4 separate regions of the Homo sapiens genome follow, and regions 1, 2 and 4 are each linked to region 3. Evidence: chromatin contacts called from ENCODE Hi-C or POLR2A ChIA-PET data. All regions are on one chromosome and are shown on one strand. Each heading gives the region's core, a stretch centred on a gene start or an enhancer-like site at or near the end of the contact. The rest is flanking DNA. Distances are from core to core; before and after follow the strand shown.

What was found. A loop is a pair of places that touch in the nucleus more often than their neighbours do. ChIA-PET counts read pairs that join two places held with the same protein, here RNA polymerase II (POLR2A). Pooled maps may share reads with other maps.
Region 1: a map of CD8-positive, alpha-beta T cell shows a loop between it and region 3 (8-fold over the local background). The contact joins the promoter of OGFOD2 here to the promoter of MLEC in region 3. A Hi-C loop is called at or near these places in 1 of 168 maps with a recorded cell type or tissue (CD8-positive, alpha-beta T cell) and 10 of 50 pooled maps. POLR2A ChIA-PET finds 5 or more read pairs at or near these places in 1 of 52 experiments (activated T-cell).
Region 2: a loop to region 3 is called in a map of naive thymus-derived CD4-positive, alpha-beta T cell, with 9 times the contacts of the local background. The contact joins the promoter of SBNO1-AS1 here to the promoter of MLEC in region 3. A Hi-C loop is called at or near these places in 1 of 168 maps with a recorded cell type or tissue (naive thymus-derived CD4-positive, alpha-beta T cell), 1 of 37 single-sample maps with no recorded cell type and 7 of 50 pooled maps.
Region 4: a loop to region 3 is called in a pooled map, with 11 times the contacts of the local background. The contact joins the promoter of MTRFR here to the promoter of MLEC in region 3. A Hi-C loop is called at or near these places in 2 of 37 single-sample maps with no recorded cell type and 6 of 50 pooled maps. POLR2A ChIA-PET finds 5 or more read pairs at or near these places in 1 of 52 experiments (OCI-LY7).

The regions. Positions count from the first base shown.
Region 1 is chr12:122,973,899-122,976,598 of GRCh38, forward strand. OGFOD2 (2-oxoglutarate and iron dependent oxygenase domain containing 2) reads left to right here and starts at 1,346. Exons shown (of 7, transcript NM_001304833.2): 1 at 1,346-1,485; 2 at 1,913-1,969. The coding sequence starts at 1,354. It also overlaps a transcript of ABCB9 not described here. RefSeq lists an enhancer at 791-1,250.
Region 2 is chr12:123,363,620-123,366,319 of GRCh38, forward strand. SBNO1-AS1 (SBNO1 antisense RNA 1) reads left to right here and starts at 1,329. Exons shown (of 2, transcript NR_157806.1): 1 at 1,329-1,496; 2 at 1,906-2,185. It overlaps SBNO1 (strawberry notch homolog 1), which reads right to left and starts at 1,228. Exons shown (of 32, transcript NM_001167856.3): 1 at 1,082-1,228. MIR8072 (microRNA 8072) reads right to left here and starts at 1,224; the gene lies at 1,145-1,224. RefSeq lists enhancers at 1-612, 269-318, 1,779-1,988 and silencers at 799-908, 949-1,028, 1,139-1,378, 1,509-1,608.
Region 3 is chr12:120,685,797-120,688,496 of GRCh38, forward strand. MLEC (malectin) reads left to right here and starts at 1,353. Exons shown (of 5, transcript NM_014730.4): 1 at 1,353-1,735. The coding sequence starts at 1,501. It overlaps LOC105370029 (a long non-coding RNA gene), which reads right to left and starts at 1,353. Exons shown (of 3, transcript XR_945449.3): 1 at 1,058-1,353. RefSeq lists silencers at 472-571, 1,412-1,711 and enhancers at 732-841, 932-1,061, 1,156-1,657.
Region 4 is chr12:123,232,172-123,234,871 of GRCh38, forward strand. It overlaps MTRFR (mitochondrial translation release factor in rescue), which reads left to right and starts at 1,265. Exons shown (of 3, transcript NM_152269.5): 1 at 1,265-1,360. It overlaps MPHOSPH9 (M-phase phosphoprotein 9), which reads right to left and starts at 970. Exons shown (of 24, transcript NM_022782.4): 1 at 904-970. RefSeq lists an enhancer at 743-982.

The sequences.
Region 1 (2,700 bases), core at 96-2,595, 2.3 Mb after region 3:
GCTGGGCGTGGTGGCGCCTGCCGATAATCCCAGCTATTCGGGAGGCTGAGGCAGGAAAACTGCTTGAATCCGGGAGGCAGAGGTTGCAGTGAGCGGAGATCGCGCCACTGCACTCCAGCCTGGGTGAAACTCTATCTCAAAAAGTAAATAAACAAATAAATAAACTGATAGGTACAACACACTCATCTTGCAAACTGCTGCAAACGGAGAGGGGGTGAGGGTGGGGTGGGGTGCTGCATGTGCCAGGCCTGCCTGGTGGGTGGCTGGGGAGCCGACCTGCCCTGGGCCTCCTGGGGAAAAAGGGCAGTTAGGCGGGTAATGAACATTGATCTGGGGAAATGGATCCTTTCCTAGATAGCAGGGCCTCTCACTATCACTGGGCAATCAAGACGACTGTAAAACGTTAAACACCTTCTCGGGCCGGGCAGCTCTGCACGAGAAAACCCCAAATCCCACATACTTCCACCACTCCCAGAAGCCCTGTGGTGGTTAACTGGGGAACTCTGTAGGGTTCAAACGCCATATTTGCCCCTTACTGGATGTGTGACCTGCGGCGGGTCCCTGTGCCTCTCTGGGTCTCAGTTTCCTCATCTGTAAGACGGTGATATAATAGTACCTAGCTCAAAGGTTTAATGCTGGTAGATTCCTGAGCAAAGGTCCGGGGAGAGAAGAGGCTCGGTCTGCAAGAGTTGTCATTTGTTGGCTGCGGTGAGACCACGCCCCGTCGCCCTCCCACACCTGACCCCGCCCTCCCGCGTCCATTGGGAACGCCACCGGAAGTAATGCGAGACGGAGCGTTTTGGTGGAGACACTCACTGGGGCAATCTGAGGTAATCCAACAGACTGTGGCGGAGGGACCGGAAGCGCCAGGCAGGGACCCGGGGTAGATGCTAAATCCAAACTGAAACGTACAGGGCTGGATGATTGAAGCACCAGCGGGAACTAGTCGGACCTCCGAGCTCTTTAAACTGTCCTCAGCTCGGCTGGTTCTCCACGAGCTCCGGGCAGACGGCGGGGGGTGGGTCGGCGTTTAAGTCAAAGGCCTTGGGGCTCCGAGTCCCTTCCTCTCCCCGTCCTGTGAAGGCACGACCCAGTTCAGCTGTCTGTAAAGTGGAGCCATTAGTCCCTGCCTCGTAGTGGGAAAACTGGGAGGCGGAACGAGGAGGCCGCCGGTCCCAACCCGGCCCAGGAGCATCTTTCTCCGCAGACCGTTTCCTGGCGAGGTGCGTCTTCGTCCTTTTCCGCCCTTGGGAACTTAGAGCGGCCCCTTGGCCGCTGGTTCCGCGCCTCCCGCGGTTGGGGGCGTGCCCGAAGTCTCTCTACGGAAGCTGGTAGGGCTGTGGGTGCTTCACTATGGCGACGGTGGGGGCTCCGCGGCACTTCTGCCGCTGCGCCTGCTTCTGCACCGATAACTTGTACGTGGCGCGCTATGGGCTGCACGTGCGCTTCCGAGGCGAGCAGCAGCTGCGCCGGGACTACGGCCCGGTGAGTGGCCGCTGTCGTCCCTACGGAGCAGTGGGCAGAGAGGGGTAGTGGAGGAGGGAAGTTCGTCCCCAGGGTCGTTTGCTTTGCGCACGCCGCGCACCGTATCTTCAAATACAAGAATGACGGCCTCTCTCTGCCTCGGTTTTCTCACCGTAAAGGGGTAATAGTATCTCCCTGTGAGATTGTGAGGAAGGAATGAACAAGCATGTAGGGTGCTTAGGACAGGGCCGGGCTCAGCTTGCCGCCTCACAGCAACACCAGCCCGGAGCCCTGTCCTGAGCTTGACAGGGTTCCGCAGTTCATTCTCTCCATGATCCTTTGAGGTCGGGGCTCCTCTCCCCATTTTAAGCAGGGGAAACTGAGGCTTAGAGAGTGAAGGGATTTCCTCAGGTCATACAGTCATGCTCAGTGTTCTTTCTGCTCCCAGATCCTGCGCAGCCGAGGCTGTGTTAGCGCCAAGGACTTCCAGCAGCTGTTAGCAGAGGTACCAGTCCCCTGCCCCTGCACAGCTCCTCCTCGTTAGATTTGTGTCCGCAGCTTGAGGACACAGCTTGAGCCTAGCCTCAGTCCCTGATCCCTGAAGGGTCACTTAGGCCCTCACTTTCCTCCTTCCTGCCCCCCACTCATCCCTCCACACCTGAGTCTTGGCACCAGGAGAGAGAAGGGGAAATGCTAAGTTGCTAAGTTGCCTAGTCATGCCGTTCTTAACAGCTCTGTGAGATAAGCACAAGCACCACTCTCATTTTGGATTGAGAAGCTGAGGCTTAAAGAGGGATCCCTTGCCCAAGCTTTTACAGCAGGAGCAGATGTGATCCCAGCCACAGCTTCCAGGCCCCTGGGCTCCTCACACCTTACCATATACCCCGCAGGCTGCTGCCAGGGCTGCTGCCCCACTCCCTCCTCCTCCTTCCCCTGGAGTCAGTGGTGGGAAGCTTCCCAGGAGAGTCCTCAGCAACCTCTGGAACACAGGACTTGGCCATGACTGTCTCCTGTCCCTGTGTGGGCCCAGATGGTTGAGGTACATCTAGGGGTTCTCATCCCAGCTAGGCTCAGGTTGGGGCAGCCTGAAACAGGATGGGTCCCCTTCTAGAAGTCCCTTTCAGCTAACAGTCTGGAACTTGCAGTTGACCCAGATAGATTCAGGAGTGTAGGCTAGACTTGGCTTCCAGCCTGGGCCCTGTCTGGCGTTCTGGGCTTCAGTTTCTTCATCTGTAC
Region 2 (2,700 bases), core at 79-2,578, 2.7 Mb after region 3:
GGTGCACTTACAATTGGCTGCGCAATTCAATGGATAAAAACGTTGCTTTATTTGTCTCTCATTTTCTGGCCCGTTCTTTTCCCACGTTTCTCAACCAGCGACTCCCCAAAACAAAAGCCTCCCACAGTAAACCGAGCACGCACATAAAAAGAGCTTCTCTGTGCGAGGATCAAGTTAGTGGTCCGCAAACATTAACCAAACAGAAGCACAAAGCAGGGGTGGGAAGGGGAGGAGCTGGATGCCAGGGTCAGGAAAGAAACAATCAGAAGGGTTTAGGAACATCCAAATCTCCTCAGCGGTTAAACCGACCCCAAACCACTTCTGGGAAACCACCGGTATCCACTGCTTTGGGGAACTCTGGATGCTCGTTATGCCAAACGCTCTCAAAGTAAGCAAATCCCCAACTGCCGTTCCCCTCCATGGGTAATTCTTAGGGTCTGGGAGGTGAGCTCGCCCGCCGAGGCAGAACTAAGCGAGTCGCCTGGAGAGGCGTGAAGGGAGCCTGCACGTGTCCCCCGCGGCTTCCCCACCGCCCCAAGAGCGGGGCATGTACGAGACCGCGCTGTGGGGTTCAGATTTAGGAAGGACGACCGCGTCGCCTGCCTCCCTCCCTCGCCCAGAGCCGGGAGCAATGCTGGGGCACGAAAGAGGACTTGGGAAGGATCCGGTCCTTACTTTCCCCGCGGGTCCCGGACCCGCAGCCCCCGGGTTGTGAGGCGGAAGCCAAAGGGGCGAACCCAGCGGAGCCGGCGTGCACAGACCCTGCCCCGCGGTCCAAGAGGGGTGCCTCCGGCCCGGGACAGCGGGGCTCCCGGAGCCCGAAAGCCCCACGAGCGGCGACAGCGGGGCCCGGCGCTGACGAACAGAGGAAGCGAGTACAACGGAGCCGCCGTCGGGAACATGCCCCCGAGGGCCCCGGAGCGCGCGGCCGCGAGGAGCGGCAAGCGGCGAGGGAGGCCCCAAGCCGGGGCGAGGTGGCTGTCCCCCCAGCCTGGCCCCGCACGGCCCCCCGAGGGTGGGAGTGGGAGGCTGTCCGGGAGGGGGAGTGTGGAAGGAGAAAAGGGCCAAGGGAAGGACTTACTTTCCCCGCGGGACCCGGCGCCAGCACAGCTCCTCCCGGGAGGTGTGAGTTTGAAGGACCAGAGGCGACTGGAGCGGAGGCGGCGGTGGCGGCGGCAGCAGCGGCGTCCTGCTCTGCCTACCTCCCCGCCGCCATCTTGACGCCCCTCCCCCAGCCCCCCCGCCCCGCCGGGAGGGGCGGGGGAGGGGCAACGGATGAGGCGCCGCGCGCACGCAGCGCCCTCACGTGACTTCCTCCCTCCTCCCCCACCCGCCTCTCTGCGCCCCTCTCCGCCCCGCCTCCCTCCTAGGTGAAGGAAGATGATTTCCCCCCCATCTTGACCACCCCCCAGTCTTCGCCGCCAAAAACGGACTCCGCCGGCTATCCTCGGCCCGGTACCAGTTGTTGGATCCAAGAGAATTCCGGAACCCAAACGGTCCATTACCGCGGCTCTGGGGTGGGCGAGGGGTGAGGGGGCCGGGTTTCCGCGAAGGGGGAGGGGGAAGGCGAAGGCCACCTAGGAGAGTCACGTGACTACTGTTTCCGCCGGCGCTCACGGAGAGCTCGCGGTAATTCCGTTTCCCCGCCCTTTTTTCCCCGCGGCCTGTCGGGAAGAAGGTCCGCGTGCCAGGGCTATCGGGAGGTCGGCCGGAGGGCCGCGCGCATGCGCCCCGCGCCTGCTTTCAAACTCCGGTTAGGAAGGGCCTGGAGCTATTTTCAGAACCTGTTAGGGTGGGGAGCTACGGCCCAGGAAGTTACCTAGCAGCGTTTCTGTCACTTGGAAGATCTCTTCATTACCTAGTTAGTCCTAGAAACAAAATGTTTACATATTCATTGCTTGTTAGGCTCGCTCAAAGCACTTTATTGGCAGTGAAACCGCAAGTAACCCGGAGCCCTCGGCGCGACCACGGCTAGAATCAGAGCCTAAGGCGTGTGAGCTCAGCCATCCCACGTCTGTCTTCACGCTCATACGCAAGCCCGACACACCGGGGCTCCCACTTAATGAATACTGAAGAGTAGGGCTGTCCCTACCGCTTCTCACTTCCTTGTTTTCATCTTTTCGTTATTATTAAGCGACCTAACACAATAAACATATTACCTTGTTGGTAACCCTTTTGTAAAGTCATTCTGAAAGTGCTGTTTGACTCCGTTGCTTGGGTAATAAGCACGCCTGGGTGATTCTTGCCCCCTACTGGCTGCGCATCCTACAAGCCTAGTGCTGAAAGCAAACCAAGTAGCTGGAACAGTTGGAGGTTACAGTGTGAACTCTTCCAGAGACAAAGTATTCGGGGAAAGAAAGGAAAAAGTAGGCACAGAAAGAATAGGAAACTTCAGTGTTTGTACACATAGATATGTATTATATATCTATGTATACATTTATAAATATTTTTAAAGTGCTAACTAATCGCTTTACTAATTACATTATTTCATTTAATCCTCTCACACACATAGAAAAAAAACCTATAAAGACAAAAATAAAAAATATTTTAGGCCGGGCGCAGTGGCTCACGCCTGTAATCCCAGCACTTCGGGAGGCCGAGGTGGGCGGACCACCTGAGGTCAGGAGTTCGAGACCAGCCTGGCCAACATGGTGAAACCCCATCTCTGCTAAAAATACAAAATTTAGCTGGGGCTTGGTG
Region 3 (2,700 bases), core at 103-2,602:
TATGGGTTGTGCAAAGTCTATGATTCTCATGCGGGACCCCAGGTGTGTTTTTTGTTCATGTAGCACAAAGCTCATTGCCTAAGTAGTAGGTAGGATTGGTAGATAAAATACAAGAAGTCCAGTTGTTTAAATTTTAATAAACAATGCATTTTTTTTTTTAGTATAAGTGGGTCCCATTTGCTTATCTGAAATTCAAATATAACTGGGCTTCTCCTATTTTATCTGCCAAATCTGACAACCCTGGTAGCAGGGACTTGATACATTTTTTTCCTTTTAGGGAGAATTTCTAAATCGACCAGTATTTATGGAAAATGCATAAGCGTTTTTTTGTTTTTTTTGTTTTTGCCTTGACTCTGCCCTACACTTGCGGTGCGACCCTTTGGCAAAATTCAGTCCCTTTCTATGCCTCAGTTTCCCCATCGGAAAAATGGGAGTTTGAACAGCGACCGAAGCGCAGGGATCGCCAGTGTGGGAGAGCGCCAGGTGAACTGTGAAGGAGCAGGGAGGGAGTTCGGGCCGTGCCCGTGCGGGACAACCCCGGTATCCACTCTGGGCACCGCCGGCGGCGACTCCCGCCAGCGCCTAGGGTGCCTCGGTCCCGCCCCTACGCAGCGGAGGCCGGCCAGAGGCCGTCGCCATGGAGACGCGAGCAGCCTGGCACCCACTCGCTCTCAAAGCCACGCGTTTCCGCTGCGTTGGAGCCTTCTCATTGGACGGCCGTCTGGACGCTACCACCCGCCCCGAGCCCGCTAAGGGGAGGGGGCGGGGCCTTATTCTCATGGGATTCGTTCCCTGGAGACCTGTGTCCGCGGCCTCTCTGGGAAAGCATGGGTCCTCTCCCTCACGCGGGGAAAAGGACTGCGTCTCTTAGGTCTGGAGAGTGTCCATTGCTTCTCCTACTAGAATTTATGCTCATGCTGCTCCCTGAGAAAAGAAGAGGGGGCGGGAAAGTCGGCCACGCCCCCTCCAGAGCCTATTTGGTCTCAGGAGCTAGAGCACCGGAAGTGCTGGCGACATGTCAGTGCGCCCTACCCTAAACCTTCCCCCCCCAGGCCACCTTTCCCATTCAGCTGTGGGATTCCGGGGCCGCCTGGGCGCTGCACCCGCCACTTCCGCATCGAACCGCCGCTTCAACCGAACTCACTCCCTCTGCGCGCGCTCCATCTGGTGCCCGACTGCTGGGCCGGCGCCTGGGAGAAGCCACGCCCTTTCCCGCGCCTGACAGCCAATGAGCGGGCGCCTCCCGGCGGGGTGGTGGGTAATTAATGAGGGCCGGGCGCTGATTGGCTGCAGCGTCGTGGCCGGGGGCAGGGCGGCGGGGTAGGTTGTTCCTGAGGTGGGAGGCGGTACCCGTGGCTGAGAAGAAGGAGGCCTGAGAGCGACATGTCCCCGGCGGCTCAGGCGGAGCGGCCCGTGGCGCTGTTTTTCTGAGTCCGGGGTGGCCTGGCAGCCGGCCGAGGACGAGGGTCGGCGGGGGCTGCCCCCGTGGTGGTGGCCGCCATGCTGGGAGCCTGGGCGGTTGAGGGAACCGCTGTGGCGCTCCTGCGACTGCTGCTGCTGCTGCTGCCGCCGGCGATCCGGGGACCCGGGCTCGGCGTGGCCGGCGTGGCCGGCGCGGCGGGGGCCGGGCTGCCCGAGAGCGTCATTTGGGCGGTCAACGCGGGTGGAGAGGCGCATGTGGACGTGCACGGGATCCACTTCCGCAAGGACCCTTTGGAAGGCCGGGTGGGCCGAGGTGAGAGTCCCCCTGCCGAGCCGCGGGATCCAGGGCCTGCTGTGCTGGGCGCAGCCGGCCGGGGGCTGCGGGCCCCGAGCCCCTTTCGACCCTGGGGCCGCGTCTCTGGAGCGAAGTTTCTCTCTGCAGCTTCTTCGGGGGCCCGCTCTGAGCTCAGGGCCTGGCACTGGCTCCAAGGTACCTAGAGTCATACAGGCAGAGAGTTGGCCAGAAGTTAGTTATATTTGGATTTCTCATCCTGCATTTTCTCAACCCCTCACTCCCATCCAAGCTGGGAGAGAAATGACGAAGGCGGCCTTTTGCTACCTCCAGGCCTCGCGGGTTGTAGGTCATGGGTGCCCCTGCTTCTCCTGTCGAGACAGTTCTTGGGAGATTCTCGTCGACCCAGGAATCGGCCGCTTTCCTTGCCCCTTCTGCAGGAGCGGGGCTTGATTCTTAGCCAGAATAGGAAGGAATCTTCGAAGAGAATGGGCCAGGAAAGTTTGATTGTAGCCTCCTCCCCCGCCCTCTTTTCGAGCGAAGAATATGTGTGCTTAAAAGTAGAATCGGCAGGCCGCCCCCAGAGGGTGGTTCTATCGAAGCCATCCTGCACGTGAGGCTGGTGGCTGTGTGTGAACTGGGTCAACCAGTGTAAGAATCCGAATGGTCTATCAGAGAATGCTTACAACCTCCCCTAGGTGATCCTGAGAGTTCTAATTCCAGCTTAGGGGGAAAATGATTGTGACTTAACTTGCTGGGCAACAGTGGTTTTTAACGGAGCTGCTCCCTTCCCAAAGTTAGTGTGTGTCAGAATTGCCAGGGCAGCTGGTTAAAAATGCAGATTCCTAGTCCCCACTCGAAATTGATTATAGTAGATTGAGCTTTTTTGCTGGGATCCAGGTTTCTGCACCAGGGGCTTGTGATGTAGGTTGCCCCGAGACCACCGTTTTGGAAGATCAGCTTTATAATCTTTGTTTCTTCTGTTG
Region 4 (2,700 bases), core at 15-2,514, 2.5 Mb after region 3:
ACCAGGAAAACACAAGCTCTCCAGGGAGATGAACCTGCAACCCCATCTATTATTTCCCCTGCTAAGGTAATCCGGATCCGGATGCAGATCCAGATGGAAAACCACTAGAAATTCAAAGATGCTTCTCCATTTGGGGTGGAGGTGCTGGGGGGAGGGCAGGGAAGTAAGAGGGAAAAATCCTTAAACACCCACAAATACAATGCAAAAAAAAATTTTTTTAACTTGATACAGAATGAATATAAGAGCAGAGCTTTTATATTTCCCAGCAACAAGATATGACGCTTTTGGTGTCCCTACCCCCTAGCAAAAAAAGGGAGCTGGGGAAAAGGAACGATTGATGGTTATGAAACATGAAAGTTAACTGGGCGCTCCGCCTTGACGGGAGGCTTGGGGGAGAGGAAGAGATTTCAGATGGGGATGAGGCCAGATCCCGACATTCTGAGCTCACAGTCAGCCCGCAATGGCTGGTGGCGGCTATCGGGTCAAAGTGGGAAGGAGAGGGAGAATCTATGCAGTCGCCTAAGCTACGGAAAGCAGGGAGGACGGAGAAAAGCCACCGCTCCTGCAACTACAACCGCGATTCCAAAAGGAAACCGGGGCACCTTGGCAAAAAATGGGGGGAAAAATTAAAAAAACCCCACAAACCCCCCGCCCCTCAGGAAGAGCGATCTGCGATTGGGCCGCGCGAGTGTCACTCAAGGGCGCCGAGTCTAGAAAAGGCGCACCGCGGCCGGGCAGAGCTCCCACACGCCGAAGGGCTCCGAGGGGGTCAGGCCAATCGGCAGCCGTCACCCCACACCCCAGCCCATCACCACACTCAAGGGGCCGCTAAGACAGTGTCTCCTAAGTCTCGTCTCCTGTCCCCAGCGGCCTACAGCTCCCTGCAGGCTGGTGGCCGCTTACCTGGCCGCCGCTCCCGCTGCCGATGTCAGGGTCATGCAAGCGGCCTCTCGCGACCGTTACCCGAGGGAGCGCGCGCGCGCCCGGCGTCTCTCCAGTGATTGGCTGCCCGGAAGGAGGCGGAGACAGCCTCGCATGGCGCGCGCGTCCACCTCGCCGTTCCCCCTCGCGCAGCTCCAACCAAAGAGAGACATCCAACCCCGGGGGAGTGACAAGGGGGCGGGATTGCTGTGAAACTCTCTTCTCTGATTGGCTCTCTGGGAGCCAGCCGCTGCCACGAGGGAAAGAAGCTTCAGTTTCTCGCATGCGCAGTGAGTAAACATGAGCCTCTGGTAGATAAGAGAAACCGCGATCGGAGTACGGCGCGTGCGCAGATCAGGGATCGCGATTGCGAATCCTCCGCTGAGGTGATTTGGATATCCCTAGAACGTTGAGGGCACGAGTCGGGTCCTGAGACCAGGTAAGCATCTGCGGAGAAGCCAGGTAACCCTACGGCTGCCGACGACTGTCAAAGGCTCCGGAGAGAGGACTGCGAGCCGGGACGCCTGGGTTTTTCCCGACTTGCGACCCCGAGTGGCGCAGCCAGTTTACCTGAGGCCGCGCTGGCGGTGGGGTGGGGCCGGCCGTGACACCCGAGCTCAGTTTTCTCGGGACCTGGTTTACGCTAGGTGCTGTGGGTCGGCCCTGGGGCTGTTCAGGCACTCAGGGCAGGGGAGAGGAGAGACTACCGTCCTGGAGATAACGGTTCCACGGAGGCCCAAGGCGAAACGGAAGGATCCTCATGTACAAAACTGAGCGGAATGGAGCTGTGAGCACGCATCAGGTGCTGTTTCAGGCCTGGCACGTAGTAGAGGTCAGCACTGCCCTTGCTAGGCTTTTGCGGAGATACTCGTTTTTTTTTTAATAGACGTGGGGTGGGGGGGTCTCACTGTGTTGCCCAAGCTGATCTCGAACTCCTGGCCTCAAGCGATCCTCCTTCCTCGGCCTCCCAAAGTGCTGGGATCACAGGCGCAAGCCACCCAGCCCTACTTTTGAAGGACCAAAGGGAACTCGCTCTCCTCCCCGTGGGACCCCAGCCCATTTCATGCGCACTGTGCAGGCCACATTCTTCAGCATAGTTAACCTTTAAGGTCTTTCCAGCTACTCGATTTACCTCCAGGAGTTCTGGCTCACAGTAAAGGGACTTCCCTGGCACTATCACTTAGGCCTCCACAACCCAGGAAATGGATCTGCCCTTGGAATAACAGATCTGCCAGGAGGCGTTACATCTCATTGGAGCTTCCTAAGTATACCTACCAATTTTTTTTTACTTTTTTTATTTTTGTGGGGGAGGGGGGTAGGGGGGACAAGGTCTCTCTCTGTCACCCAGGCTGGAGGGCAGTGGCGCGATCTCGGCTCACTTTAACCTCTGCCTCCCGGGTTCAAGTGATTCTTCTGCTTCAGCCTCCCGAGTAGCCGGGAATACCGGTGCCCGCCACCACATCCGGCTAATTTTTTGTATTTTTAGTAGAGACGGGGTTTTGCCATATTGGCCAGGCTGGTCTCGAATTCCTGACCTCAGGTCATCCTCCTGCCTCGGCCACCCAAAGTGCTGGGATTACAGGCATGAGCCACCACGCCTGGCAATTTTCAAAGGGTAAATTTGATGTTATCCTATCTTTCATGATTTTTTAAATTATATTACATAATTCCAAAAGATATTTTATGTTTAAACCAGGACTTACTTCATTGAAGATGGTTTTATCTTTCAGTGTGAACCTGCTGGGAAGTCAGGCTATATTTTTGGCATCACAGTGATCT